Regions from separate parts of the Homo sapiens genome. Here regions 1, 2 and 3 are each linked to region 4. The links are chromatin loops, found by intact Hi-C in ENCODE. Cell type or tissue: A673. All regions are shown on one strand. Region 1 has its middle 140 kb from the start of CYRIA. Region 2 has its middle 91 kb from the start of CYRIA. Region 3 has its middle 67 kb from the start of LINC01866. Region 4 overlaps CYRIA (CYFIP related Rac1 interactor A).

Region 1 (8,000 bases), 83 kb before region 4:
CAGATACCACTCCTGTATGAAGCCTTCCTTGACCTGCCAGTCTAAAGGTGTCTTGTTTTTCTTTAAATCCCTTTAAGACTTCTGTTTGTAAAAGCATTGAGGTTAGAGGAGAAGTTTTATATAAAACAGGTTTGGCCTTGAAATTTGATTAAGCCACTAAATAACCAGGTACTCTTGAGTTAACATCTCAAGCCTCAGTTTTTAATTCTGTGAAAGGGAGAATGATCATACCACCTACTTTGTTGTAAAGATCAGAGCTAACGTATGCAAAGCAGTTCCACCATACACACGGTAGGTGCTTGATAGAGTAGGAATTGCTGTTATTATTTATGCCAGTATCCTGTACTGTCTGTGAGTTTGTTGGGTGTTGGCTGAGGCTCCTGCTCTCATCCATTTTACAGGGTGGCTGCCCAGGGCCTGCCTCTGGTGGGTGCTGGGGACAGCTGCATTTCCTGTGCTGGGGGAGAGCAAGGATCTGATCTGGGGCTGCTGAGGGCACAGAGCGGTCACAGAGAACAGCAGGCCCAAAACCCATATTATCAAAGGCCCGAGGCCCTGCAAGGACTGGCATGTTTCGTTCAAACAAAAGGAAGGGTTTCCTTGAAAATCCCACTCTTGCCTCCCCCACATTTCCCTCTTGGCTGCTTCTGTGGCCACACATGTTTCCGATGAATCCACATTCAAATGAATTTCGGCCGACAAATAACTCGATACAGCTCTTTGGTGGGAGAGAATTCCATCAGGATGAGGTCATGGTTTGGCTACAGTAAAATTAAAAATAACCTAGAGCCCCCCACTGCCCAGCCTGGCATCAGCCCAGGACAGTGCATTTGGGAACCATTATCGGGTTTATCGGGGTAACGTATCACAGAAAACCTGCTTCTGTTTATAGACCATTTTATTATTCCGTTTTGACATTTCCCTTTTTTCTTCAACCCCTTTCCCCCTTAAGCAAATATCTATTAGACTGAGTTGAAATGTGATCCAACCAAACATACTCTTTTTCAACTTCAGGCTAAAGCAGGTCTGACTAGAAGCAGAAATGCTTAAGTGAAAAGTTATGATTTACTTTCTTTCTAAAGGGAAACAGTGTCAGAAGGAGAATTTTATATGACAAGAGAACTTATGGCACACAGAGCAGGGGCTGACAGCTGACACAGACCTTTCCTGGGAAAGTGCTAGTGCTTAGAGAGCTGGGCCTCGTCTCTTAGTGTCCCTGTGACAAACTAGGAAAAGCATATCACCACAACCAGAATTAGTTTGAAAATGATCATGTCTCCAGAGTGGATTGTAGGTGTTTGGATGGTTAGAATGGAAAGAGAATGTAGAGATCATGTCCATTCTCACTCCCATTGTCTTACTGTTGGGTAAACTAAGGCCCACACGGCTGCAGTGACTTGCCCAAGGACACTGCCGGGGCTTGAGTGTTGGAGGACTTGAGCCTTAGAGTGTTGAAGATGGGAGTTTGAGAACTAGCTCTGCCATGAGCTGTGACACAGTGGCCATTATCTTGTTGCGCCTTGAGTACATTATCCCTAAAATGGGATAATTGCTCTCCTGCCTGTATTATGTGATTATTGAAGAACTGAGTGAAGAAACAGCTATTCTAGCAAATATTTACTGAGCGCTTATTTTCCAAATGTTCTAATCCTTCACGCAACCCAAACGCTTCTCACAGCAGTCCTGCCGATTAGGTACAATAATGATTTCATTCTCAAGATGAGGGACATTCATGAGGGATATAATTTACAAGAGCAAACTGTGAGTCGGAAGATAATAGAGGCTTGATTTGAACCTAAGTGTTTGATTCTAGAGCCTGTGCTCTTAACCATGGCATGATTCTGTCTCTGTGACCAATTAAATCAGAACCCAGTTGCAAAGGTGAAAGGTGAGATCCAGGCTGAGCCAGAGCAGAGACCCTGTTCATCTCACTCCTGTTTCCAGGTCCTTCTCCAGGACCGTGAATTGCCCTGACTTCTACAAGGGAGGCCGTTGGCTGCTTTCCTGTGCTTTCTTTCTGGCCTGGGCAACAGATTAAACTATGAAAGAGAAAGACGGTTTGAATTCTCCTTGAATGCATCAAAGTCCAGACCTGAAAGGAATGTTGCTGGTGAGGGTTGGGGGCACAAGAGGCAGGCCCTCCTCTGAAGGTTGACACACGTAACGACATTTCACGCACCACTGGGAGGTTGTGAGGTCCCCGCTGCTGAATCAGGCTTCTGCTCTTGCACTTGCTCCCCTCCTGTCTTCCTCCTTTCCCTCCACTTTTGATTGTTCCCAGGCATGGCTACCTCCAGGCTGGTCCCTACACCGGACCCTGGGTTACCGCCCCACCTTCCTCATTATCTCCACATTCTTCTCCCTTTAGCTGCATACTCCAGCTCCACTGCTTTGTGGGTGTGTTTGTGCGTGTGTGTGTGTGTGTGTGTGTGTGTGTGATTGTTGTTGATGTTGTGTTCTGATTCCTTCTTGAATGCACCAAGCTCTTGCCTCCCTTGGGACTGTTGCTTCTGCCCAGAACTCCCCATCTTTGCCCAGCTAACAACTCACTCTTCAGGTCTTGGTTCTAATGTCCTTCCTTAGTCACAATTAATTACTCATTACTTCTCTCATAGAATTATTTCCTTTTGTTTGTGCCTTTCTTACATTCTGCGCTAGCATATGTATTTATTTCGTTATCTATCTCTTCGTCTAGACCGGCAATCAACAAACTATTAGTGCAATAAACTGCTTAGTCGAGACCAAATTGTCATTAGTTAAGAATAGTTTTTACATCTTAAATAGTTATATTTCAAATATCTATATAAGCATCTATGTCATATCCTCAGTTTTGCTTCTTTGCTTCATAAGCCCTAAAATACTAATATTCATGTTTATCTTTTTTTTTTTTTAAACAGAGTCTCACTCTGTTGCCCAGACTGGAGTGCAGTGGTGCAATCTCGGCTCACTGCAGCCTCCGCCTCCCAAGTTCAAGCGATTTTCCTGTTCAGCCTCCCCAGTAGCTGGGATTACAGATGAATGCCACCACACCTGGCTAATTTTTGTATTTTTTGTTAAAGACGGAGTTTCACCACGTCTCAAACTCCTGGCTTGTCTCAAACTCCTAACCTCAGGTGATCCGCCCGCCTATTTGACGATAAAGTTTGCTGATCCTGCCCTAGACTGTAAGCTCCAGGAGAGCAGAGACCGCGTCTCTTTCATCTACTCTGCATCTCAATACCTGACTTGGTGCCTGGCTTGAAGTGGGTGTTTAATATTTGTCTACGGAAAATCAATGTATTCTCTATTCCTTCTAGTCCCCCCAATGAAAGGCAGCGAGTTCAGTAGGAAAAATTCATGTTACATCCAAAAATCTCATTTGAACTCTAACTGTGTTTACCAGGTGTGGGACTCTGAATTAGTAAACACCTTTGACCCTCAATTTCCCCATCCTTTAAATGAAGTTAATAATTGGAGGAATTAAATAAGGTAATAAAAAATGTACAGGCGATATGACAAAACGTAGAACGTTCGTTACTATCATAATAATTAATGCTGTTGTGCAAATAGCAATTTACTGTTTTATAGTTTCGCATCCACCTTTCATTGCTTGCTCTGTGATAATGGAGAGGGACCCTGTAAACGTGTCCGCCTTGCCACTTTGTGCAATATTTAGCTCCTTCAGTAGAGGGCGCTGCAGGAACATGTCAGGAGGGGGCCTTCTCTTCCGGATTCTGGATTCTGGTATACACTTGGAGCGTGGCATTTGGGGGACAGCCACTGGTGCGCAGCCCCATCAAGTTTTGGTGGCATCCCTGTGGACCATATTCTATTAATCTTCAGTGGTACCCCTGTGGCAGATCCCCAGTGATTCTTATGGGCACTCAGGGCTAACTCCCCAGCCTTGCCTGCACTGTGACGGGTTTCCAGCTTACCAGTCATAGTGTGTGTAACTAACTGCCTGCCAGCTTTGGCCCACATGCACCCCAGAGGTGCATTTCTTGCTTTCCAGTTCGTTCTGTGAGTCTCTGGCCACCTGTGTCAGCCTACCTGTATCTGAGGCGGGTATTTTTTTTTTCTGCCGTGTTCAGCCATGGTTCCCTGATCATCAGCCTCAGTCCAGTATCTGTGGACTAGCTCCAACGTGGGGTGACTTAGGGAAATTCCTGGCCATCCAGCAGAGTGCAAACCCCACCTTCCCAATGAAGGGAGTCCAACCTTGGGGAAGAGACCCTTCCTTCCATGTTTGCTTCTTTTTTAAATGTTCTCCATCAATCTTAAGGAATCCTTTCAAGTATTTTTTACTCCTTTACAGGTTAACTGCAACTGTTATAGCTAAAAATCCCTTATGTGAAACTTTCTCTGTTCGAATAACTCTATGGTTTCTATTTCCTGACTGGACCCTGACTGATACAGAATTGCTGTTAGTAGTTGTCTAAGAAGATAGACACAAAGATGGGATTTGGCGATTGGTTTGTTTTATTTTTAACCTTGAGTGTAGTGCTATGCTTTTTATTTTTGCAATAGGAAGTGAGATGGTAATCCATGGCATGTAATGGTATCATGATTGATAGAGCTGTCACCTGTGGCTGAATGTGATGAAATGCCCACTGAGGACATGCCTTGGGAGCTCTAGTGGCTACTGCACTTGATTGCTGTGGCAGTCACAAGGACTCTAGAGACTGTGGTGTGGGATGGATTCTTCTAAATGAGTTCAAGCAACCACAGAAAGAAAATGACAAGTTCTGGTCCTTTGACTCTCAGCTCAAGTCACAGATTGGGAATCAAGGAGCTTTCAAGGTAGCCCTAAAATATGCTCTTACTTCTTGTAGCCAAAGGGCTGATATTGCTAAAATCTGACACAAAATTTGTTGTGCTAGTTGCTGAATTATAATGACAGTTGGATTCAGAGTCTTTACAAGTTTCTCATGTAAAAGGACACTTATTGGGAAAGGTTAGGATACTAAAACTTGAAATGAGAACATCTCGTTCTCGTTGGACCCCGATGAAACCAGTAACACTGAACTTCCAAATTTCTCTGAGTTTCCCTTGACATTGAGATTAGTTGGCCTTGGAGTGTCTTAGTAGACTAGCCTTCCTTTCCTTGATAAACCTTATTATAAACTTACCCAGTGTTGCTGGGTAATCAATCTCTTCAAAACCCACCACAACTACACTTTGTTGCCATTAGACTCATAGCTGGAGCCATATCTCTCTATGTCCATGTAGGAATAGCTTACACAAAAAAGGATTGAAATTGTGCAAATAAATGTTGGCAGAAACCAGAGGGAAAAGAAGTGGATTTTATGGGTGTTAGATTAAGGAGGATAGAATATAAGAATAGACAGGGTCAAGTTTTTTATTACTAGATATTCCAGATAACATGTTTGCTCATGCATCCAGAGGGGGCTTTAAAAGCTTACTTGGTTGGTTGACTGAAACTTGGTCTCAATAGTGGCCTATATTAGGGGTTGATAAACTTCAGTCTGTGGGCCAGCTCCCTGATTTCATAAATAAAGTTTTATTGAAACATGGACACAGAGATACTTCATCATTTGAGTATTGTCTATGGCTGTTTTCATGCTGCAACAAGAGTTGAGTAATTGTGACAGAGATCACGTGGCCTTTAAGCCTGAGAGATTTACTATGTGACTCTTCAGAAAAAGTTTGCTGACTCCTGGGCTACATTTAAGGGGATAAAATTACATAGTTTCCCTGTATTGTTGGGGAGATATTGTGACTGAACTTATTACGTGTAACCTGCACACCATTTCCCAACTATGTTCCATGAGGAGGCTGGGAGTATAATTCCTTCACTAAGACATTGACAAATGCATTACTAAGGGAAGCACATTTATCCTTGAAAAATGGTGGTTCCTGTCATTTACAGATCAGTCATGAACAGAGGGGATGCCACCATTACGATGTGTTTCTTTATTTGAATGAAGACGCAAGACTGTTGTAGAAAAAGAGGCCAAATGACTGCACTTACCTGCTAAGGACAAAGTGGGAGCCTCTATCATGAAGGGCACCAGGGAAGTATCAGGGCTTGGATTGATTTGGGCCACAGAGATCTTTCATATGACAAAGATCTAGTAGGACATGAACTATTGCTAAATGTGTAAGAGGAAATATCCTATTATGTCTGATTGAAAAGAGAGAGAGAGAGAAAACTTGACTTTCATCACCAAAGTGGGCATTCTAGGACTCTTTCCAGAGTTAAGTCAAATCATAGCCCCAGAAACTATGGATTGAAATGAGATCAGGTCTCCTTGAGAAAAGACTCTGAACCATTTCTTCGAGTACATACCATAAATATTCCTCCAAGTATTTCTGAAAGGGAATGTGGCCATTTACAGGAGTGAATGTGCATTTGTGAAGTAGAAATACTCAGACATTTTGCAATTATTAGGTGTTTGTTCTGAATTGATGTTAATTCCTGGGGACCCTAATAGACACTGTGTCCCACCAGTCAAAAAGGGCACTTATGATGGACAGGTGATAGGTAGGGTCTTAGCTTAACTCTAACTCTTAGTGGGCATAATTGGTCCAGGATCCACCCTGTGGTTATTTCCCTTTCTTGAATATACAGTTGGAATAGATATGTTTGGCAACTGGCAGAATCTTCACATTGACTCTCTAACCCAAGGAATGAGGATGATAATGGTAGAGAGGGCTAAGTAGAAGTCCCCGGAACTTCTCTTGCTACCAAGATAGTAAACTAGAAGCGCTACTGCATAATTGCAAAGATTAATGACAACATTAAAGACTTGAAAGAAGAAAAGTGGTGTCACCTACTACATATTCATTTAACTCAACAATTTGGCTTCTGTTGAAATCAAATAGGTCTTAGAGAATAACTGGATCATGTAAACTTAATCAGATGTTAACTGCAATTTTAGCTGCTATCCCAAATGTAGCATCATTATTAGAGCAAATCAATGCAGCTTTTGGCACTTGGTATAACGTTATTGATATGGATAATTCATTTATCTACATCTCAATTTGCAAGGACCATGACAGTAAATTGGTTTTTATCTAGCATGGCTAACAGTATGCCATCACAGTCTTGCCTTTACACTATGTTGATTATTCTGTCCAGAGTCATTTGACATTCCACGAAGTATCACACATGTCCCCTATACTGATGACTTTGTATTGATTAGGTCTTATGGGCGGAAACTGACAAGTATTTTTAGTGCCTTAGTAAGACATGTAAACTAGCGGATAGAGACAAACCCCATAAAAATTCATGGGCCCCCCATCTTAGACTCAGTAAAGTTTCTTTAACTGTTATGAAGCATCAGGAAATATCCCCTCCAGGGTAAAAAGAGAAGTCGATGGACCTCATACTACCTAGGATGACAAAAGAGGTGCAAAATTTAAAAGGGCATTTTGGATTTTGGAGGCAGCACATATCACATTTGAGTGTGCCATATTGACCTATTGTCAGAGTCACCTGTAAGACCACCACATTTGAGAGTAAGAAAACAGTAGAAAATTCATTGGCAAGTTCAGTCTGCAGTAAGAGTTACACTACCACTTGTTCTTTATGATTCAACAGATCCATGGATATTTGAAATGGCCTTGAAAAATATGGGAACTGTATGGAGCATCTGGAAAGCATCTGTGGAAGAATTACAGCAAAAACTTCTACAATTCAAGTACAAATCTTTACCTTCTTCTGCATGCAATTATTGTTCTTTCGAGAAATAGCTTCTGGCTTGCTACTGGGTTTCTTTCTACTTGGTAGAATCTGAATACCTAGCCATGACTATTAGGCAACTGTGAGACTTGAGCTTCCCATATTCAACTAAGTATTGTCTGACATATCACCTTTATCAGCGATAAAGGTGGTCTTGCACAACAGCAATCTAACAACAAATAGCAAACTGTATTTCATACAGAAAGCTTGTACAAGTCTAGAAGGTACAAGTAGGTTGCATGGCCAGGTGGCTCAGACTTTTTCAGAATAGACTCCTGTTGTATCACCTTCTGTCTTTCAATCCATGGCTATGGCC
Region 2 (8,000 bases), 150 kb after region 4:
ACAGTGGGCCATCTTTTAATCCATATTTCAATTAATCAAGCACATAAACTATCAGAACCTTTTTTAACTCCCTGAGATGTAACATTAAATGCAGAGTCCCTTCTTAATGGGCCCAAATTAATAAATTCAGCCTGATCCAACTCTATATTCCTTCCACCATTATCCCACACCCTTAATATCCATTCCCATGTCTGTTCTCCTGATTTCTACTTATATAAATTAGAAAACTCAAGCAATTCTTTTCAAGTGTAGTGCACTTCCTCATGGGTCACACTCTCAACCTCACCTCAAAGGGCCTACCAGGACTTTAGTCTAGCTATAGATCTAGAAGCAAACAGGGGTGGTGGGGGTGGCTCCTGAGGAGAGTCAACATTATCTTACCTGGCAACTGCCTCAGGGGAGGCCATCACTGTTGCCTCAGGCAGCACAGGCTTTATCTCCTCAGACAAAGGTGGAAAGATTGATGGGTAGGGGAGGGGATGTTGCCACTACTGGGGATGGGGAAGCTGTTCCTTCCGGCAAAAAGGGTTCATCAGAGTTTACAAACTCAGTGTCCCCAGCTTCATCAGGGTCCTCCCACACATCCCCATTCCAACTTTCAGGGTCCTATTATTTTCCAGTCAATGCCCTCACTTTAACAGTAGACACCTGGGGAGGTGGAACATGCACCTTTTGTTGCAGGTCAGCCACTCACATGATTAGAGCTTGTGTCTGTTTTCCCACAATTTCAGCTTTTTCTCTATAGGAGATAAGACTCTCAGTCAGAGCAATCTTTGCAGATTTGAGGCTCAGTATTTGCTTCTGAAGCCGGGAGACAGAATCCCTGAGTTCCTCATTTTCTTTCATCACTTTGTCCGCTGAACTTAGGAGCAACCAACCAGCTTCATTTTGTTCCTTGGTTCTCCACATATGGTCAAATGTATTATGTACAGAGTCACTAAACTCCTTGTCTCTCATGAGCGATGAATCAGGAGTGTCAAATGCATTTATTTTGCATAACTCTCTAAACAGTTCAAGCCAAGGACTATCAGTGTTCTCCATACTATTAGAAGTAGAGTCCTTACCATTTTGGGATCTAATCATATTAAGTAGCCAACTCCAGAAACCCCAAAACCAATGAAAGAACTCTATCCTTAATATTCTGTTCCTCTAGAACTACTCCTGGTACAAAATCTGTATTAGTCAGGGTTCTCTAGAGGGATAGGACTAATCTAATGGAATATATATATATAAGTTGATTAAGTATTAACTCACACGATCACAAGGTCCCACAAAAGGCCATCATCTGCAGGTTGAAGAGCAAGGAGAGCCAGTATGAGTTCCAAAACTGAAGAACTTGGAGTCTGATGTTCAAGGGCAGGAAACAGCCAGCACAAGAGAAAGATGTAGGCTGGGAAGCTAGGTCAGTCTCTCTTTTCATATATTTCTGCCTTCTCGTATTCCATCCATGCTGGCAGTTGATTAGATTGTGCCCACCCAGATTAAGGGTGGGTCTGCCTTTCCCAGCCCACTGACTCAAATGTTAATATCCTTTGGCAACACCCTCACAGATACACCCAGGACCAATACTTTGTGTCCTTCAATCCAATCAAGTTGACACTCAGTATTAACCACTGCAAATGGTGCTCCCCATAAAAGATGTACATCTGAACCTGCACATGAGACTTTATTTAGAAAAAAGGTCATTGCCATTGTGATTATGTTAAAGATCTCAAGATGAGATCATCCTGGATTAGGGTGGGCCCTAAATCCAGTGCCAAGTGTTCTTACAAACAAGAGGAGAGAAGGCCATACGCAGATGGAGGCAGAGCTCCTTTCTGGTAAGACTGAGTGTTGGTGCTAAACTTGTTAGTATGACAGTGAAGGTCCTCCAGGATCCTGACTCTGCCTAAAATTTCAGGTGTGATTGCCACCTCACCTCCTCTTTCATCCTCATGCCCTGAGTGAAGAATCCCACAGTTTTCAGACAGTAGACTCTTCCCCATGTCCCTGTCATTGCACCTACTGTTTCCTCTGACTGCTGTGTCTTGCCTGGAGTCCCCCCTCATCCTTCAAAGTGGGGCCTGCAGGGCATCGCTTCTGTGGTGCACCTGCTGTCTGTCTGCACACTTTCCCTCCTGGGCTGTGGATGCTTTGAGGGCAGGGGCTGATTGTTTTCTAGTTTGAATCTTCTGTCCTCACCCCAACAACCTTACTGAACCTACTGGTAAAAATACTCTCAATGGAATCAGAGAATCCTACTGTAGCTGGAAGGAACTTCAAGACCATCCTGTTAACCCCCTTCATTTATAGTGGTGGAGAGTGGGAATAAAAGTCCTGAGGCTAAGATAATTTAAGTCACTGGTTGTCATTTGCATCGCTGGTTGGCAATATTTTTGGGACTATCAGCCAATAGTCTTCACTTCCAGGTCATCACAGGGATCCTCACAGGGTTCAAACTAGCTCCTTAATCAGGCCTTTCAAAGAATATAATCTCCTGTTCCTGTCATGTCATTTTGGGGAAATTTTCTCAGTAGCATTTTGTCCACAGACACCCCTGGGATCCTACATCCTACCAAGAACAGAGCCCTGTGTTCAGGGCCAGGCTCAGCCCTTTGTCCCTTCCTGAGCTGTGGACATGGCCACACGTGATGGAGCTGCAGAGAGAGGTGGGCATTGCAATCCTGTTCTTAGATAGGAACTGCCTTCTCTCCCGGGAGAACTCTGCTAGTTGGAGGAGCCGCTGTGGCCTATGCAATGGTCTTGTAAAGAGTTCAGGGCCCAGATGGATCCAGCAGATGCAGAGTGATGGGACTTGGAAGGAGCCCTTCTTAAGTGTCCAGCGGCTGGCTTGTCTCCCTGAGTCCGAGCTGTGTCTTTGGTTAGAGTGAGTGTGGGTGGGGAGAGGGGGCGATCTACACCGCTTGGAGAATTGATGCAAACAGTAAGTAAAAACAACTGTGAAGGGAAACTGGTCCCACGACCCACACTGCTTCATAATCACATTTTTTTCGGCCTTTTGATTCTGGCTTCATCTCATCTGTTTGTTTTGGATGCTTCGTTGAAGCCAGCTACTCCTGAGAAATAGGAAATGACACTATGCAAACAGCTGAAGATGGGACAATCCCGAGTCATATTAAACATGGGATTTTCAAACAATTTCAACAGAAAAAAATCAGTGAACAAAGAAATAGGAAGACAAGATCTTCAAATATCCTCCACTGTTAGCCAGTGAAAATACAAACTGATTTACACATAAATTACATCTTGAGGATGTCTCTCCTGTGGATTTACGAAAAAAATAATTGTCACCACCAATGGGGCTTATTTTTCCTCTGTTGATATTGTTGCCAGGCGGTGATCCTCATTTGCTGCCTCCTTTCTATCCTGTGGCCACGGCCCTAAGTCAGGCTGCATCGACTTCCGGCAAAGCTCCTACCTGTGAGTCTGGCTCTGGTCTGATCCCATGCAGCCTCCCAACCCATCTCTGCATCAGGGTGCAGCCATGCCACTCTCCTAAGCTGTTTGATCCCTTCCTTCTCCAGCTGAAAGCCCCATGATGACCAGATAACTATCATTGCTCTGGGATAATGCAGAGCTACGGACCACTCCATACACCGGGTCTATGTGCTTCCTACCTCCCCGGCTCCTCCCTGCCTCTGTGGTATCTAACTCTTCTTTTAAAATCTAAGTCCCAGCTACCCCAATACATGTTCAGCCCTCCAAACCCCGACTCTCTCATGGCCATGCCTTTTTCCCACTGCCCTCCTACATGGATAGAGCCCTCATCCTCCTAGTGTCCTCCTGCAATGCTTGGCTCACGTGTCAGTTGTTATATGAGTCTTCCTGACCGGCCCGAGTCTCTGTGGGAATTAGGTTGAGCCACTCCAGCCTCGGTGGACCCTCCTTAGACTGTCCTGTCACCTGTAGAGCCCTGTCACCCCTTTTTATGGACCTGTCTACCTGCTGGTCAGAGAATTCCAGAAGGCGGCATCAGCTCTGCCTGAGGCACAGGACACCTGGCACAGATGAAGGGTTAAGTGGATATTTGTTGAATTTGTCAGAGAGCGAGAACAAATCTCAAGTGCGATGGTCCCTGCTCATTCCTCTCTCCAGCCCCTGCCTGCATGTGCCTCTTGTAGAGACAGCTGCAGGGCCCGCAGGCCAGAGCCCCTGGGTCAGAGCAACAACTGCCTTGTGTTTTCTCCAAAAATGAAGATTGCAAAATCCTCGTGGCCTCGAGTTCACAGCTGTGGAAAGAAACTTCACGAGGTGACGGTGGGGTCAAGGGGCCCGGGTGGGGACGTGGGGACCACAGGGCAGGAATGAGCACCCACGGAGAAATGCAGTCCCGACCCCTTCCACCCCTTCAGGTCTGGCTGTATAAACTCGGAGAGGAGGCTGCTCTTCTCAGCTTTTCCCACGTTTCAGTTTTCTCTACATCTGGTTATGTAGCAATGCCTTCTCATCCCCTGAGAGCTAGCACCCCAACATATTTACTGAACATCGGTCTGGGTTATTTGCGTGTCATCAAGCTCCAAGGGCATTCAAATGACCTTCTGGAGGATGCACAGTGCCTTGGGGAACGGCGCCACCTGGTGGTCACTCGGAGTTAATAACCACATTCTAGGGCGAGGAAGCCTAGAGCATACTGGAGGGACCAGGTGGAGGCTCAGATTAAACAATTCCTGCTGCCGCTGACACATCTGTTCCATGGTGACAGAGCTGAGTGTGTGTCCCTGGCTAGAGGCAGTGATTGGACAAGGATGGTCAAAATGTATCCTTCTGGAATCTGAGCGCTGAAGGGTGGTTTAGAGACCAATACAATCCCAACCATTCATTTCTCAGATGGGCAAACTGCAGTCCAGAGGGGACAGAGGTTACCTAAGGTCTTTCAATAAATTAGTTGAAGAGATGGGGCAATAACACAGGTTTCTGGGCTCCTTGTCTGATACTCCTCCATTCTAGCACTTCAGAGCACCTCACGGTGATGTCCGTCCTTTATTTTATTTTATTTTTTAATTTGAATTGCTGCTTTAGACGAAAAAGAAGGCCAACCCCCCGCTGCCATAAACATCTTCTTTCTCTTTCCTAAATTCATATCACTTGGTCCCGACACCAGTCTTCCTTCCTCCAGGAAGTTTTCCCTGAGCAGTTGGAAATCCTCCTTCGGAAGCTCCCAGGCAATCTACCCGATACTGATAGAGGGACCGAAGTTGACTCTGGGATATGGTGTGCACAGACACAGCCTTGCCCCCAGCAGCTTACAGTCTAGTGGGGAGAGACAAGTGACAAACACACAGACAGACAGATAGATGCAGAAATGATGGATGGATAATTTCAGGTACTAACGAGGGCTTTGAAGATGATAAATAGGGCACTGTGATAAAGAATGGCTTGGAACGGAGCTATGTCAGCTAGAGGGAACGGGAGGCTGGTCTGAAGAGGGCTTAGCTGTGGAGGACAGGCAGAAGGTGGTTATTATGAGGGGAGAGCACTCCAAACAAGAAGAACAGTAAGTGCAAAGGACCCAAGACTGGAATGAGGTTGGCAGGTCCAAGACACAGAGAAGGCTGGAGAGATAGCCGGCTAGCGGACAAGACAGAAGTCGAAGATGATGGGATCAGAAAAGACAGGGAAGGCTGGATCTGGAAGGACTAGTTGGGTTTGTATGCTGCTTGCAATGGGAGGTCATCAGTAGGCGTAGGCGGAGAGTGGCATGATCTTATGTATACCTTAAGTGGTTCGCATGTGCACTAATGCTTAGGAACTCCTGATGTAATCCCTCGGCTCCTGCAGAAAGTCTTTTCTCACCCACCAAGTTAAGGAAGGTGTCCTTCATCCGACTCCTTGAGTTAACATCTTCATGCCTCCATCGCTGGGCCTACCACCTTGCTTTCGAATCAACTGTTTATATGTCTTTTTACTTCACTGGAAAGTAAGTCCAATATTCAGAGACACAGCAGTACAAAGTCAAGATCCAGAACAGACTGTTGAGATGCAAAAACTCGCTCTACCACTTCGTAGCAGTGTGGCTTTGGACAACTTATTCATTCAGCGTGTCTTTGCTTCACTTTCTTTATCCGAAAAATGGGGCTAACAGTATCTCCTGCATTGGACCGTTATTACAGTTAAATAATATATGAAAAAAATCTCATAAAAATGGCAGGCACTATGTAATTATAAATAATAGATATCATTTCTGGGTGTTTTCTCAGGCCTCCCATTAATAAGGTTGGTCCCAGAGTCTGTCAGGGCCTCTGGCTGTGGTGTGCATTGCTCATTGAATGGGGATATGGGACTACACAGGGAAGATTATTCCGGGATACAGTTTCTGGCCTTGGAAGAAAGAGTTGGCCTGCCAACAAATGTAAGAGGCAGGGATTGTTCTTAGCTTCATTTTATAGGCAAGCTCAGAAAGGGTAGTTTGCAAAGTGACCCAGGTATTAAGTATTAAATCCAGGATGCAAATATAGGTCTGTTTCACTCAACATCCAAGGTTGTTCTTTCTAGTTTTGTTTGTTTTAATTTGATTTTAACCCCACAGCACCATGCATGGGTAACAGCTGGCCTTAGAGCAAATGTATTGCCCTAAACGATCATACTGGTGTCCGAAATCCTGCCATCAGCCATCTGCCTTGTCCATATGAGGCCCAGCTTTCTGGTAGGGGACTAGGCTCTTGGGTGCAAAGGTGTGAGTTTTAAGCTCTAGGTGACAACACGATAAATATGGAACTACAATGTCTTTCTCAGACCCTGACCCCAAAATGGAGGTAACGATCCCCATTACCTTCCAAAGGGCTAAGCCCACAGAAGCTATTAATGGTGTTCAAGCAGATTCTGGTGGCTACTCTCAGATCAGAAGAGGACCTGGGTACGCTAGCCTTTAAATTTTGAATGTGATGAGGATAAACAGCAATAAAATGAAAGTGGCATTTGAAAAAGAAATATTTTCAGAAACAGATTGAAGACTGAAATTTGCATTGTAGTTGTGTCTATCAAGCTTTCCCTTATCGTGTTTAAATTAGAACTTGCTTATACTTTTTGAATTTATAATTTGCCCTCTTTCAAAATTGCAAGGATACAAACATAGGCAGGCTTGTGCTGGGAAGTAGCAGGGCCTGGTGGTCAAGAAGAGCACAGGACCCGGAGCTTAGAGGACTGGCTTTGATCCCCAGACTTCCATTCATAGATCTGGGACCTATATGAGTTCTTCAACTCTCTTTGCCCAATTCCTCTTTGTAAGATGAGAGTGACAGTGGTACCTGCCTCCTGGTGACTGGCACTGCTTAGAAGAACACTTGGCCCATAATTTTGTTAGCGGTTATTGTTACTGTTGCTATTATTGCTCTAAAAAGTAATTTGAAGGCTGGGCGTGGTGGCTCATGCCTGTAATCCCAGGACTTTGGGAGGCCTAGGTGGGCGGATCACGAGGTCAGGAGTTCGAGACCAGCCTGGCCAACATAGTGAAACTCCGTCTCTACTAAAAACACAAAAACTAGCAGGGCGTGGTGGCGCGCACCTGTAATCCCAGCTACTGTGGAGGCTGAGGCAGGAGAATCGCTTGAAACCAGGAGGCAGAGATTGCTATGAGCCCAGATCACGCAACTGCACTCCAGCCTGGGTGACACAGCGAGACTTTGTCTCAAAAAGACAAACAAACAAACAAACAAAACAAACAACAAACAAAAACGTGATTTGAAATCTTACTAAGAAAGAAAAGAACATTACACCAGGGCTAGTGACAAAAGAATTCTTGAAATAAAGTTCCACATTTGGTTTTATGTAAAAACAGAACCCACATGTAAAACCAAGCAAAGCAAAGGAGAAGTACAGTACTTTACAAGGTTGTTATGATAAAGCACAATCTAGTTCGCTGGAAGAGTTGACTGCTGTCACAACAAAGTGACCTTGAAATTCCAGAAGTAAAGCGTCTGCCTTCAGCTGTCCTTGCCCATGTTGCTTCTGATTTTTCATTATTTGGGTTGGTGTCTTTCCCTTCAAAATCCAGCACAAGGCTG
Region 3 (8,000 bases), 290 kb after region 4:
TCAAGAAACCAACCCACACCTGCACAGGAATTTGATTTGTAACAGAGTTTAGTTGCGGAAATTAAAAAAATATTGGGGAAGCACAGGTAATTCAATAAATACAAGTTTTGGAACATCAGCATTATCAAAGTCTACTGTAAATTGTCCCTTCTTTGAATCTTTAAAATAAGTCATTCTGTATCTCACAAATTAATAGTTGGTTGTGTTTTTCACCCATGTCTCTATCATCATTCTAGGAGTTTATTTTCTAATAAACTGGGATGTGTATAGTAAATATATGTTCAAGTGGATACGGCATCTGAAAGGGCTTTAAAGTCAGAATATGTGCTCAATTTTTGGTCCTGTTTCTCACAATTTCCCCGGGCCATGAGTTTCTTATTTCAAAAATGGGAACAGAAATATTTGCCTTCTGTATCGATAGATGTGAAGTAAAAATGATCAAATGAATGTGAAAATATTCTATAAATATGAAACTCTACATGTGTTAATTCTTTGTTGCTATATTATTTTCAAAGCCTAGGATATAATAGATGCGAAGCATGATGCAGATAGCCAACAGGACTGGCTTCATGGGCATTTGACCTGTGTGGTCAACCGAGTGCGCATGTGAGCAGAGGAGTTACAAGCAATATGCACATCCCCTGTTCCTTGCCAGCCATTTCTATGTAGTGTTCACAGTGTCTCATGGATATAGTACTCCAGGGACCCAGGATGCATGGGAGACTCAGAGAACTACGAGGGAGATTTGTTATGTATAAGACAGTGATAAAGATGGAAAGGGTAAGATTTCACATTCCACAGTTCCTTTTTCTTTCAGTCCTTTCTTACTCATCTGAAGGTAGAGAGTGTTGGTAGAATGTGTGCGTATCACAAAGTGAAATATAAACTGTTGAGTTGCTTTTGCACAGCATTTCCACTGTTCTAGTAAGAACAAAATACATATGTATGTACAAGCTGTGAAATACAAACTGTAACTTTGGTGATTCTACATATGAGTTAAGCGCTCCTATATTTGCATTTTAAACTGGCATTGCATAAAATAAGGATAAAGGTAAAATTCACTCTAAGAATTTATTTTTTGAAATTTTTTTAACCTAGAATGCCATTAAATACCAAATATAAAGTCCGGTGGCAAGTCAAGAGACTGTGGAAGAAAGGAAAATACTTTACATTTAAATGTCTTTAAAGGACTTCTTTCCTTCATTTTCAAAAGAGACTGCAATTTCATTTTGCACTGGGTCCCACAAATTATATGAGCAATGCAATGACTGATCAAATTGCTCTGTGAAACACACACTGGCCGAAGTACGCATATATAGTCCCTCCAACCACTAATATCAAATTAAACAAGTAAAATGAAAGACTGATCCCTTGTTTTGAAAACCACAGACTTTCCTAATAAGAGTAAGATTCTAAAACCTTCCTAGTAATGGCTTCAACTCACCTTAATAATTTAAATTAAATACTAGTCAACATTTGCAGTGGCATTGCTTAAAGAACTAAAATAACCAATTTGCTTCTCTTAGGCCCAATTTTAAAAATGCTCCAAGGAGTTTTTGGAGCATGGGCCAATGGAAGCTTCCTCAAGACCAGAGCTTCCATCCTATTTTTTCTTTTCTTTTTTATTTATTTATTTTTGAGACAGAGTCTTGTTCTGTCGCCCAGGCTGGAGTACAGTAGCATGACCTCAGCTCACCACAACCTCCGCTTCCTGGATTCAAGCAATTCTCCTGCCTCAGCCTCCTGAGTAGCTGGGATTACAGGTGTGTGCCACTATGCCCAGCTACTTTTTGTATTTTTTTTTTCTTTTAGCAGAGATGGGTTTTTGCCATGTTGGCCAGGCTGGTATTGAACTCCTGATGCCAGGTGATCCGCCTGCTCCGGCCTCCCAAAGTGCTGTGATTGCAGGCATGAGCCACTGCACCCAGCCTTCCTCCCCATTTTCTAAGCAATTTGCACACAAGAAACAAGGGAGCAGAGATTTATTCATAAGCTTCATCTCGACTTTAGGCCTGTGTGCTAAGAAGACAATTAGACAATTTCTGAGCTACATCCTCAGAAACAGGAGAAAAGGACAGGAAATCTATCAGGAAGATATTAAGCAAGAAATTCCAGAACAATGGTGATAAGAATTTGGTAGGGATTCTTGAATCTCTGCATATTCCATCAGTTTATTTTATTTTTAAATTATTTTTAGTTTTTTTTTTTTTTTTTTTTTTTTGTAGAAATGGTTGAGGGGTGGGGGGTCTCGCTTTGTTGCCCAGGTTGGTCTTGCACTCCTGGGCTCAAGCAATCCTCCCCCATCAGCCTCCCAAAGTGCTAGGATTACAGGTGCATTTCCTTCCTTCCTTCCTTTCTCTTTCTTTTATTATTATTTTTTAAAATATTTTGTTTATTCTCTCTTCAATCATTACCAGTCAAGTCACCACAATGAGAGTTAAGGGTGTGCTTGCCATAAGGAATAATAACTCCCAGACTTGGGAGGGGAGAAACTTCACCAGAGAGTGGGCATGGCAGCTGCGGTAGATGAGAGAGGCAGTGTGGGTCAGGCCATCCCTGAACTGAAGGCAATGAGTCTACTCCTCTGGGGCCAGAGACTGGTCTTTCTAGCCCTGCAATCCATGTCCGCAAGTCTCATTGCCTGGCATGGAGAAGATGGGAAGGAAATGTGAGTGAATACTCCTGCAGCTTCCCCTGCACCAATCCTCTACATGATTCTGACTCTGCTCCTAACAAGGATAAGCAGATGGAGGCTGGGAACACACTTCCTTAGGAGTTTAATTTATTCCTAATAACCATGCTGCATCGTTCTTGAACAAAAATCAATTTCCTTTCTGTTTATGTCAAAACTCTCATACTCTCCTCAGTGTCTTAAAATCACTGGTGCAGAAATTTCACATCAAGATCTCATTTTGTGTCAAGAAACCCAATTGCATAAAAGCACTTCTGCTCTTGCAACATGAATTTTTATGAATTTTCTGGGATGTAAAATTCTTCACATTAAAGATCTATCATAACTAAGAGCAAAGTTTAGGCTAATGACTTAGACACTCTTATTAGGCTAAAAAGATGTAAGTATTTAAGTGAAAATAAGTAGATTTTATATGTATTTTTCAAAATGTAAATCTTATTTCAAAACCTGTTGTGACTAAAGTAGACATAACTTTGGTTGAAAAATTAGCCTATTATTGGTTTGATAGAAATAATAAAAATAACACTGAAGTAGAAGTAAATAGTAATATAACTCATTTAAACCCTAAGAAATTGGGATAGAAAGATCTACTCTGAGTTTTATCTGAGGGATCATTAACCAGTTCATTGCAGTAGGAGAGAGAAAAGAGGGAGGATCTGGGGTTGGTACCTAAAATTGCCCCCGACCATTGGTGCTAGAGGGATGCCAGTCCAGTACAGCTTGGGGCAGTAACTGCTTACCTCATCTGGATGGAATATGTCTCCAGATGATGCTGGTGATTGTCAAGGGAAGTAGACATATTCTGAGGTCACATGCAGAAATGAGAGAACCATTTCTCTAGCAGTGAAATTGGGGTATGTGACAAGGTCATACCTTGATCTGTCTGTAGACAGCAGCACTCCAGGCTCTGAGTTAGCATTTTTAACTCTAGAGATTAAATCCCTGGCTTGGGAACAGGTTTGCAAGAAAAGCACAGGCTGCAGTATAAACTAGACTAAAATGAGGCAGGTCATCCAGAAAAACATGTGGGTCCAATAAAACAAGATTGTTGCTGCTCATCAGACCTGGCACAAAGTGCGTCTTGAATAAGGTCACAGCCCACTCACCAAGTGTGTAACCAAAGTCAAGGACAGAGTAGACAGTATACATTTGGTGTTAGGTTGTATATTTATTTAATTGTGAGGCTGACATCGATAAGTTATTTGGTTTGAAAATGGTTTGGAGGCTGGAAAAAGCTTGAGAAGGAGAGCCTCATGACTAGGAGCCAAGTGGAACCTGCCCTGGGCAGGAACCTGCTGCAATAGTCCTGGTTTAGAGATAGTTATGAGGCTTTGACTTTGTGAGTAACATAATACTAAACTCATCAGCCCAACTGTATTATTCAGGTATATTTTGTCATGAGGAAGAAAATATCTCTCAAGATAAGAGGGCCCTGGATGACTGGTTGTTTCAGTTCGGTTAATTCCACCCCCTAATGGAAAGGAGTGGATTCTGGCTTGAGGAACATGTGTGCAAACAAAGGTGGGTGTCTCATTTGAGGTATCTATGAATGGTTTTAGTTACTCTCCAATCTTAAAATGCCAGGCTGTATTAGTGACAGTTCTTTAGAGGGACAGAACTAATGGAATACATACATACCAGTCAAGTCACCACATATAAAGGAAAGTTTTTTGAGTATTAACTCACAGGATCATAAGGTCCCACAATACGCCACCTGCAGGCTGAGATCATAAGGTCCCACAATACGCCACCTGCAGGCTGAGGAGTAAGGACAGCCAGTCTGAATTCCAAAACTGAAGAATTTGGAGACTTTTAGTTTACCTATAGGCTGCTTGTGTTAACCAGCTCCATTAGACCCTCTACCTTGTCACAAGGACAGAGGGCTTTCTGTATCCTGGATTCTTGCCTTGGTGTACTGGAAGAATTGGATCACACGTGGGCTTGGAGAGTGAGTGCAAAGGCAGGCAGAAAGTGGCTATCTAGGTTTTTAATAATAGAAACAGGGAGGCCCAGGAAAGAGAGAGGAGATACAGGTATTCCCGGGGTGCACCTATTAACTGCTAAAGATACGGCAAGAACAGTTATCTCTTTTCTAAAAGTTTATCTGCTCCCATACAAGGTTTAATTTCTATCACCAGGGTGAAACGGCTCAGAGTACAATGTTGTTAGTATATTTTACTTCTTGTCTCTCTAATCTTTGGCACTAAATTCTTTCCTTGTATAACACACGTGTTTAACCCATGCATACTTAATCTTATAAAACTTGTTTTTCCTCTCACGCCTAGAAACCACCAAACTCCAAATGGTCAGGCAACCAGAGCCTTGGCTGATGGCTCCCCTTTGCTAGGAACCCTTAGAGAGACCTCTGGGAGGAATCTGACTGCTGTTTTTCCCCCCAAAACAATGCCCCCTGTCAGCAGAAAGCAGCTAATACTGGTCATCTTCCATATTCTGATGGCAGTTAGATGTACCTCTTCAGAGGGGCAGAATGATATGGGAGTGCTGGGAAGGGAAGAGCATGTCCCATTAAATGATACAGAAGAGGAGGAAGGGAGGTGCTGGGTAGAGGAGGGCGTGGTCCCTGGTTATGGTTCCCTCCCCACTGACGTAGATGAGGACAGGTGCTCCTGCTTTCTCGCCCAAATGTTGCATTTTCCAAGACCACCCGGGCCCACCATGCCCCCCATCCTGGGCCTATAAAAACCTGAGACCCTAGTGGGCAGACAAACAGGCAGCCAGACTTTGAGAGGAGTATATCAGTGGAAGAAGACATAAGTGGCTGGTCGTCCAGAGGATGTTGAGAGGAGCATGCTGGAAAAAGAGCACACTGATAGGCACTGGGACCCCAGCAGGCCACTGACTGGCAGGATGAGGTGGAGTTTGACCGGGCCAGTTGGAGGGGAGCCAGGAATGCTGAGTAGCCCAACTTCATGGGAAAACCATCTCCTTTCTGACTCCCCCATCGGCTGAGAGCTACTTCCACTCAATAAAACTTTGCACTCATTCTCCAAGCCCATGTGTGGTCCAATTCTTCCAGTACACCAAGGTAAGAATCCATGATACACTAAGCACTCTGTCCTTGTGACAAGGTAGAGGGTCTAATGGAGCTGGTTAACACTAGAAGCCTATAGGTAAACTAAAAGAGCACGCTGTTGCACAGGCCTATTGGGGCTTCAGGAGCTGTAAACATTCACCCTTAGACACTGCCATGGGGTTGGAGCCCCACAGCCTGCCTGTCTGTATGCTCCCCTAGATGTTTGAGCATTGGGGCACCAAAGAAGCAAGTCATACCCCCATCACATGCTCTGTGAAGGGGACAAGGAAACCCTTCCTATTTCAATACATTCAGATGCCACCAAAGCTCAGTAACAAGCCAAGAGCTGTCTCTCAAAAGAAGAACGGTTATCTGCAGAAGATGGCAGGGACTTGTTCCAAAATCCTACAGGCCTCTGCTATGATTCACCTACGGGGGCCTGCCAAAGGCCCCAAACAGCATCACTATCTGCCACTGAATTATAAAAACAGAGAATCACAGCCCCTCAATCAATTTCCAGACTTAAGCAAGTTAAAAGCCCAGAACCCTTTGAATGAAGGGAATACCAGGTCCCCTTGAGGAAGGACCCCACTACATTACTGACAATTTATGCAGTGAATCTTTAAGCACCATTAAATCTGCTGGGTCTTATAGTCCAAGTGGCAGAGCAGCTTGCACAGCAGCCTGGACCTATTGCAGAGCCTTATCCTGTTCTGGTCCCCACTCAAAACTGGCAGCCTTTTGGGTCACTCAATAAATGGGCTGGAGTAATATATTCAAATAAGGAATGTGTTGCCTCCAAAATCCAAATATGCTCGCTGGGTGTTGTACCTCTTTCTTGGTTATAGGAGGGGCCAGATGCAGAAACTTATCCTTTATCTTAGAAGGACTACCTCAATAGTCCCCACACCACCCAACCCATAGAAATTTTACTGAAGGAGAAGGTCCCTGAATTTTAGTTATATTTATTTCCCATCCTCTTGCACACAAATATCTTACCAAGAAGTCCAGTGTGTTTGCTACTTCTTGCTCACTGGACCTAATCAGCATAATGTCATCAATGTAATCGACCAGTGTGATATCTTGCAGAAGCAAAAAGCGATCAAGGTCTCTCCTAATAAGATTATAACACAAAGCCACAAAGTTGATATACCCCTGAGGTTAGAAAGTAAAGGTATATTGCTGGCCTTGACAGCTGAAGGCAAATTGCTTCTGGTGGGCCTTATGGACAGGAATGGAGAAAAAGGCATTTACCAAGTCAATAGCTACATACCCGGTACTAGATATGTTAATTTGCCAAGCAATGAAACCACATTTAGTATAGCAGCCGCAACTGAAGTCACCACTTGGTTAACCTTACGATAATCCACTGTTGTTTTCCAAGATCCATCTGTCTTCTGCAGAGGCCAAATGGGAAAGTTCAATGGGGATGTGGTGGGAATCACCACCCCTGCATCTTTCAAGTCCTTGATGGTGGCACTAATCTCCTCAATCCCTGCAGGGGATTTACTATTTTTCTAGGTAGAGGCAGTTCTAATGGCTTCCATTTGGCCTCTCCCACCATAATTGCCCTCACCCTACCAGTCAGAGGGCCAATGTGGTGGTTCTGCCAGTTGCTAAATATGTCTCTGCCAATTATGCATTCTGGCACTGGGAAAATGACCACAGGATAAGTCTGGGGACCCACTGTAAGTTGGACCTGAGCTAAAACTCCATTAATTACCTGACCTCCATAAGCTCCTACTTTAACTGGAGGACCACAATGATGTTTTGGGTCCCCTGGAATCAGCATCAGCTCAGAGCCAGAGTCCAGTAGACCCTGAAATGTTTGATCATATCTCTTTTCCCAATGCACAGTAACCCTGGTAAAAGGCCGGAGGGTCTCCTTGGGAAAGATGGGAGAAAGATACACTGCATAAATTGTCAGTAATGTAGTGGGGTCCTTCCTCAAGGGGACCTGGTCTTCCCTTCATTCAAGGGGTTCTGGGCTTTTAACTTGCTTAAGTCTGGAAATTGATTGAGGGGCTGTGATTCTCTGTTTTTATAATTCAAATTATTCTTTTGTCCATTTGATCTAGAAGTTTTCTGCTTATATAAATTAAGTAGGAATGCAGTAGGCTTCCTACCAATTTCACTTCTGGGAACACCGTCACTAGTTAGCCAATGCCAGAGCTCTACATGAGCCAGACTACTCTGATTGCCACTTTGCCTCTGCTGTCCATTTCAGTAGCTATGCCCACCTTGCCTTTTATGGTTGAGTGCCACCACTTGGCC
Region 4 (8,000 bases):
ATAGCTAATTTTTCCATAAACATCAATAGTACAGCAGCAAAAAGTACCCAAGAAATGAGGGCAAAATTAGATTCTTTTTTAGGGAATGAAAGTCAATGTGTCCCCCACTTTCAAATGCTAGTGACATGGAAGCAATCAAACTGGGCTCAGCTCCGGCCCAGGCCACCGCTGGGAAGTCACTAGTGAATCTGTCCCCTTTCTCTTGGGAAATCAAGAACATGCTTATGAGGAAACTGCTTGAGACACCTGCTTCTTACCTAGGCAGGTGGACACTCTCAGCCTACCCAGGCCCGTTCTGCCTAATTTCAAATGGAAAGGTACCCCATGCAGGGCAAGGGGCCCCAGAGACCCAAGCACTCATCTTGGAGACACCATTCACTTAGTGTCATGTTGGGCAAGTTGCTCTTCCTCTCTTGGTTGGTTTCAACTCCAGTCTAGAAAGTAAAAGGGAACACCTAGAAGTTATCTCAAATTTGGGCTGTTCTGATAGTGAATTCGCTTAAACAGGCTGTCAGTTTTTTGGATTACAAACCTCCTTTCTTCAGAATTCATTCTCAAGTATTTAAATAAACAACAGCCAAGACCCTCTAACCCTCTGAGAGCAGAGCTGTAGGTGAAGGCTTGTCATGGGCACCGCTGAGCAACTTCTCCTTGCTGAGATACTTGGGACCCATCTCCTTCCTCATCTCTCACCTCTCTGGAAGTTCCTCCTCAAGTTTCTACTTTGTCCATCTGGCCTTTAAGTCTTGGTCTCCATGTTCTTTCTTCAGCCTTTTCTCATTCTCCCTGGTGTGACCCTTCTGACTCCAATTTCCACCCATAGGCAGATGACTCTCAACCTCTGGCTCTATATTAGACTTCTGTCCCCAGCTCCAGGCCCATCAATCCAAGTGAATGTCCCACAAGCATAGCCATTCGGGGAAGGCCATAGAAACCTCACTTTCCACTCTTTCCAAAATCTTCTCCTCTTCCCTCACCCAACAAAAAGCATTATTATCCTCCCAGTGTCATAACCAGAGCCCTGGGCACCACCTGAGATTTCTCTACCTGCTGTACCCCTTGATCCACTCTCCCACCAAACTCTCTCCATGTCTCCCTTAGATCCATTCCTCTTCCCGATGCCCTTCTCTTGGGTGTCCTCCTCCTTTCTCTCTCTCCAGTCTCTCTCTCTCCTCCTCCCACTCTTATATTGGATACTTGAGACCCCTGGGATCATTCACCAGTCTCTGAACATGTTACAGGGAATGTCACATATACAACTAATTCTGGGGAATTAAATCTCTTCCATTCCTGTTGTCTTACAATATAACTAAAAAAAAAAAAAAACAAAATGAAAAAGAGGCCTTCTCCTTTTCCCTGCCCAGCTTTCATTCCACAGGCAACTGTGTCACACATTTGTTCTTGAAGTTTATCTGCCTCCATAGTTCTCTGGCAGGTGGTAAAATACAACCTATCAGGTCAAGGGACCAGGAGGCGAGTCCTGATGAAAATGGTCCTTCTGGGAAGCAAAAGGCCCTGCAGAATTCGATGGCCCCAGGACCTTGGGATGACTCGACATCTAAGAAGGTTTTCAGATGTTGAGTTTTCTTAAACTGGAGCTCATCTGGGTACCAAAGGAGGCTTTGGATGTGACATGTCAAAGCAAAGGAGCAAAGGAAATTTGCTCCCAGGTCAAATTTATTTTGGGAAGTGCAGGGGGATATAAAAAATTATGTTGGTACCGAAACAAAAAAAAATCCAATAAAAGCCATCACATACAAAAAACCTGAAGAATATGAGGCCAAGAGAGATTAGCATGCTCCGTGAAATCTCAAGCATCAAGAATGTCCAAAGTGTTGAAACTTCACTTGAAATCTCAGAGACAGGTGCGGCTCTGCCTTTGTTTCCAGCTTCTGAAAGGAGCAATTGCCCTTGTTTCAACGTACTCATCATTGCAAACAAAACTAACATGTTAAAATAAAAGCCCTGGCTTGGTACCCGAGCAAGCTGTGCAGACGGTCAACCTAAGGCTGGGACAGGAAAGGTGGATGAGGTGAGAGTCTGCAGAGTGGTGGGAGGTGGGCCTGTCAGGCAGGGAGGGGCGGGTGGGGGGTGCTACTTCCTGAGACAGAATCCAGGGAGCAAATAGAATACAGAGTTAGCTGAGTCGACGAAGTTAGCCATGGTTAGCATAAACGCCTGCTAAGCTGGCTGTCAAATAAAGCTGGGTAAATTTTTTACTTGGTATGCAAGGCTATAAGCCTGGCTTAGAGCTCTCTTTCAAGATTCCGCCCCTCTGCTGAAGCTACTCTGATCACTCTGTACATAAGCCACACCAGAATATGACAGTGGAAGGGCTCCTGCCTCCTTGCTTCTGCCTTTTTTCTTTTTTTTAGATGGAGTCTGCTCTGTCATCTAGGCTGGAGTGCAATGGCACTATCTTGGCTCACTGCAACCTCTGCCTCCCAGGTTCCCGGGTTCAAGCGATTCTCCTGCCTTAGCCTCCCAAGCAGGTGGGATTACAGGTGTGTGCCACCACACCTGGCTAATTTTCGTATTTTTAGTAGAGACAGGGTTTCACCATCTTGGTCAGGCTGGTCTTGCACTCTTGGCCTCAAGTAATCCACCTGCCTAGGCCTCCCAAAGTGCTGGGATTACAGGTGTGAGCCAGAGTGCCCGGTCCTTGCCTCTGTTTTCTTGCTCATACTGTTCCTTTTGCCTTGAACGCCTAAAGACGGCCTATCGTTTCTCCCAGTAACCTCCTCCCCAAACCCCAGGCATAAGTAAGCACCTTTGCTGTTGTGGATTCTTGCAGGGGCTATCTCTGACTGGCTGTCAGTGTTTTAGCCATTTCAACCACTCCTCCTCACTCCTCCCCGCCCAACCACCAAGCAGGGTCCCACACATCGCATTATTCATTTATGGCCACTGAGATGGATGGGAAGGACTGGATAAGTAGTCACTACCCAGCAACAACAACAAAGACATCACCCACACAGACTGAGCAGAGAAAACAGTCATTGGTGAGAGAAACGGGTCTGAGAAAAATAAGCATTTCCCCAAATATAAACACTTTTGGGTGATTAGCCCTTTTGTTTTAGGACCAGAGACTACTTTGAAAATCTAATGAAAACTGGCTTTCTCAGAAAAATGCACACATGCAGACTGATACACTTTCAGGAGGTAAAATAAATACACGGAAGCCCAGAAACGAGGGAATCCCTCATCTATTTTAAGATCGCAAATTTCAGTTTATAGATGGCCAAGTGGAATGAGGACGGCGTTTTGTAGTGTGGACCACGGACTAAGCTACTCTAAAAAGGAAAGGGAATCATTTCATGGAAACAGCATGAGCTTTGGAGACGTTGGGAGAGTCATTGGACTCTTTTGAATCTGAGTTTCCCTTGTTAGTAAAATGCAAATCAAAATATTCCCTTTTTAGTATTGTTACTAAGTAAGTAAGATAATGCAGGTAGAAGTTCTTAGTGTAGCATCTGGCATGCAGTAGGTCCTAACAAATAAGTATCTGCGCCCCCTGCCTTGCATTTCAAAAATTGCAACCACAGCGCAAACAAGTCATTGCCCTTTTAGCAATAAATCCTGCACTGTTGCTTTGGAGCTGGAGAAGAAAGCCGACTCAGACCACCACGTCAGTGAAGAGGTGAAGCTGGGTCCTGAACTGCTGCTGCGATGGGATCATTCACATGGCTATTAATCATACAAGAGCCCATTTATGACAAACGCAGGTCACTCCCTTTGCATGACAAGGCACATGGGTCCACAGAGCCCCATTATCCAAAAAAAAACACAGAGCATTGTGGGCGATGCAGGCGAAGGCGAGTGCACACACACAAGCGGACATTGTAAGGCTGTTTGCACAACCCCGCCGTGCTCCTCGCGGATTTCCTGCCAAGGAGACATTTAGATCTCACAGAGGCGGCTGCAGACATTTGCTCATTCAACATGGCTTCAGGCAGTGGCTGCGGAAACCCGGTGCATGGTACCCTCTGCTGGTCATCTCTGGAACTGCGGGCCAGGGATACCGGGGATAAAGCACACAAGGGGGACCCCTGGGGCCCCAGGCTCTTCTCTCCCTCCCTTGTCTAAAGAGTACAGTACAATAGGCATGAGCTTTTTTGTCTGAAAAGTCTGACATTAAATATCAACATCTCAATTGTAACATGGATTAGCCAGAAGACCCTGGGCATGTCATCTCACCCCTCCTCAGACCTCAGCTTCTAGCTGGAGACCACATGTTTCTACCACGGGACCCTTGCACTTGCTAGTCCTTCTGCCTGGAATGTTTTTCCACAATCTGCATAGATTTTCTTTGTATATTCATTCGGGATTTATTTTTCAGTGGAGTTCAACCTAACAGTTTTGTCCAAAATACTATTTTACTCCCACTCCCCAGTAACTCTGCTTTTCTTTTAAGTATATATCATCATTTATTTATGTGCCCTCAACTCCTAGAATAGGGCCTGACACATAGAAGGAATGCCATACATATATGTGGAATAAATAAGGACATCTTCCATGACTCCCCTGTCACTTCTCCTCCTAAAACAAAACGTATGCTTCTTCCTCCATATTACAGGGGAAAAGAGGTTCTCAGATCAACCTGATATTTTATTCACACACTCTTACTGGTCAGAGAATCTACTACTGTGTAGTATCCAGAACGGTTTCCAGGCCTCTGAGTGTGGTCTGCCCAGAAGGACTGCATCTCGCTTCCATCTGGACACTAAACCTCTACTGAGGTAACCCAAGATGGTACTCAGGGATTTTGGCAGACAGAGCATATTGCCAATATGTACTGATTTACAGCCAACAAAAAATGCAATTGAGTACTTACTGCTTACTTAGTAAGATGAATAATAATAATAACTTCCACAGACTGTGCATATATTCTGTGCTAGGCATTGTGCTAAATACATATAGTGTCATCTTTAATGCCAAAAGCAAACTCAAGATTCTGTGCTACTACCATCTCCCTTTTAGAAACGAGAACACTGAAGCAAGTGAGTAACTTGCCTAGGGTAACTCAGTTAATCACCAGCAGAACTGGAATTTAAACACAGCCCATCATACCAGAAAACTCACAGTCTAAGCCACTATGTTATTTTGTCGAATACTCCTGCACTATTATTAGATGTTTTTGGGAAACAGAAAATGGCTTAAGACATGGCCTGTGGCCTCTGGTCAGGGCAAGAGGGCTGTGGAAACTCATAGCAAATTGTGTCTCATTTCTAATTAACTTATTAGCACATGGTTTGGCATTAGGTTGCCTGAATACATTTTTGTGAATTGTTGACATTCTCATTGTATAAAATCCTAGAATGCTGGAACAGGGAGAAGTGTCCCTGATCCAGCCCAGTGGCCCAGTCCTGTTCAGGTACAGATGATAAAGTTGAGACTCAAAAATCCCAAGGCTTCGGCAGCCTATGTGTACTGCCCCATGTAGTTGGAACACATGATAAACTTCTGTAAAGTTCCTAGAAATTACAAGCATAACCAAAATTTCTGTAGAGTTGGCAAAACTGTATAGGCTCTGCTTAGTTACCTAACTACCCACATTTCACTTCCCATTTTATTCAATTCTGCTGATCCTCCCTCTATCCATCACCCCTCATCATCCTTGGCACTTGCCTCAAAAATAGGATTGACTTCTTTTAGTCCCAACATATATATATATATATATATATATATATATATATATATATCCTGTATATCTTGCATATATTTCTATCAAAAATGTAATATTTACACCTATCTGTTGAACTTCTTGAGGACAGGTGTTAATCATCAATCCATCCCCTGTATCTAGCACAGTTCTTAATACAGCATTGAAATCTGGTGACTAGGCCGGGGGCCGTGGCTCACGCCTGTAATCCCAGCACTTTGGGAGGCTGAGGCGGGCAGATCACAAGGTTAAGAGATCAAGACCATCCTTCACAACATGGTGAAACCCTGTCTCTACTAAAAATACAAAAAAAAAAAAATAGCTGGGTGTGGTGGCATGTGCCTGTAGTCCCAGCTACTTGGGAGGCTGAGGCAGGAGAATTGCCTGAACCCAGGAGGTGGAGGTTGCAGTGAGCCGAGATTGCACCACTGCACTCCAGCCTGGTGACAGAGAGAGACGCCATCTCAAAAAATAAATAAATAAATCTGGTAACCAGTCAAAGAAATAAATACATGAGCATTGCTCTTTTTAGAGAATAGGGCTAAATAAAACATGGCTCTTGCAGTAAGGACCAGTAAGGATGAGAATCTGCATTCAAAGACAACTATAATGGGGAGGAAGACTCTAGTGAGGACTGTGATCTGGGTAAAGGCAAAGTGTTTGGGGAAAGGAGTCTAAAAGAGGAGGTGCCTCATCTGGACTAGAATAGTCTGGGAGGGTTTCCTGCAGAAAGGGGCTGTAGCTCGAGGTGGAGGAGAGGGAGAAACTCCCAGTGAACATCCCACTGCCAAGACGCCTGTGAGGTGTGAAGAAAGGAGCCCAACGTCCTTCACTTTGGGATCTGCTGAGATCACACGTACTGGGCGGAGGGGCGGAGGTGGGGGGGTGGTGGTGGAGGTTGGACATGAGGGGTCTCTGGAGTGGCAGCTGTCACAGGGTTGGCTTTAAGATCTGTGAAAGCCAAGCCATTGCCAGCTCCCAGTCTTCTGGTTATGTTGAAGTAGTGGGACCAGATTTCCTGGGTGGCTCTTAAGCCTGCTCTGAAAGTAGTTTCCTGCCAGGCCACGATGCCTGTCCCAGTCCTGCAGGGGGGACTCCTTGCCCTCTGCACCTTGTGCCACAGCCCCCTGTGTCCTCTCTCCCACCACATTTCCACATTCCTGGTCACTCCTGCTTACCTGCCTGTCTCTCCTCCTAGGAGGTGAAGACCCCCTGGATGGGAACTGGAACTTACTTGTGATTGAATCCACAGCAAGCCACCCAGGGAATGTGTGTGGCTGAATGCATGAAAGAATGAGTGAAGAATGATAGTGTGAAGGCCACAATCAGAATCCAAGTTCTTCCAGCCTGAGGTCCTTCCAGGCAACTACTTAGAAAGAAAGAGGGAAGGAAAGGAGGGCATGTGGATGGGAGGGGGGAAAAGGGTGAGAGGATAGGAAGAAGGAAGGAAGGAAGGAAATAAGGAAGAAAGAGAAAAGGAGGAAAAAAGAGGGTGGGATGAAGGGAGGGGAGGAATAAAAATGGTTCCACCATGGTGACACTCATTTTAATAAAGATATAGCTAAAGATCTCATGCTATGCTTGAAAGTTAAAAGAAAGATAATTTGAGTCAACAAGAAAAGTGAAATATGTCCTCAATGATGCACAAATTAACTTCTAAAAAAGACAGCAGGATTTGAGAAGAGCCTGCCACCCACTGCTAGGATGTGATGGCCAGAGACTTACTTTCATGATGACAAGCCTGCAGAACCATCTCTGCTCTGGCCTCTGAAGCAGCCAATCAGCTGCAGGAGGCTGAGCTGCGTGAGAAGTCCAACTTCAAGGATAGATGCTGCAAAATAGCAATGTCTCCCCACCAAGCGGAGGTGGATGCTCATTTTATGGAACTTCTTGATATGGTCTGACTCTGTCCCCACCCAAAATCTCATCTGGAATTGTAGGTCCCATAATCCCGACATGTCGTGGGAGGGACCTGGTGGGAGGTAATTGAATCATGGTGGCACTTCCCCCCCATACTGTTCTCATGGTAGTGAATGTGTCTCATGAGATCTGATGGTTTTATAAATGGGAGTTCCCCCGCACAAGCTTTCTTGCCTGCTACCGTGTAAGATGTGACTTTGCTCCTCATTCGTCTTCCTCCTTGACTGTGAGGCCTCCACAGCCATGTGGAACTGTGAGTCAATTAAACCTCTTTCCTTTGTAAATTACCCAGTCTTGGGTATGTCTTTCTAGCAGCGTGAGAATGAACTAGTACACTCCTTTAAGTCAAAATTCCAGCTGAAGGAATTTCGAAGAATGCTGAAGGCTGGGAGACTTCCATGCATTTTCAGGAGTGCAT

The links. Peaks named below come from ENCODE experiments on the same cell type or tissue, not always from the same donor. Only the 100,000 strongest peaks of a DNase experiment are listed, where the experiment ranks them.
Region 1: it touches region 4 in a loop (7-fold over the local background); 16 of 110 quality-filtered maps call a loop at or near these places.
Region 2: it touches region 4 in a loop (5-fold over the local background); 106 of 110 quality-filtered maps call a loop at or near these places.
Region 3: it touches region 4 in a loop (2.4-fold over the local background); 6 of 110 quality-filtered maps call a loop at or near these places.

The regions. Positions count from the first base shown.
Region 1 is chr2:16,521,796-16,529,795 of GRCh38, forward strand. No RefSeq gene overlaps it. Among named protein-coding and RNA genes, the nearest start is that of CYRIA, 140 kb to the right of the region's middle. In A673, a CTCF peak has its summit at 3,670 (motif pointing right); DNase peaks (open chromatin) are centred at 716 and 3,686; H3K4me3 peaks cover 493 bases; H3K27ac peaks cover 469 bases.
Region 2 is chr2:16,752,797-16,760,796 of GRCh38, forward strand. No RefSeq gene overlaps it. Among named protein-coding and RNA genes, the nearest start is that of CYRIA, 91 kb to the left of the region's middle. In A673, a CTCF peak has its summit at 4,580 (motif pointing left); a DNase peak (open chromatin) is centred at 4,565; H3K27ac peaks cover 2,129 bases.
Region 3 is chr2:16,896,169-16,904,168 of GRCh38, forward strand. No RefSeq gene overlaps it. Among named protein-coding and RNA genes, the nearest start is that of LINC01866, 67 kb to the right of the region's middle. In A673, CTCF peaks have their summits at 4,439 (motif pointing left) and 4,639; a DNase peak (open chromatin) is centred at 4,403.
Region 4 is chr2:16,605,236-16,613,235 of GRCh38, forward strand. The region is part of intron 2 of CYRIA (CYFIP related Rac1 interactor A); the gene reads right to left. Among named protein-coding and RNA genes, the nearest start is that of CYRIA, 57 kb to the right of the region's middle. RefSeq lists enhancers at 3,244-3,745, 3,746-4,245 and a silencer at 3,806-4,225. In A673, CTCF peaks have their summits at 3,492 and 4,005 (motif pointing left); DNase peaks (open chromatin) are centred at 3,536 and 3,976; H3K27ac peaks cover 3,713 bases.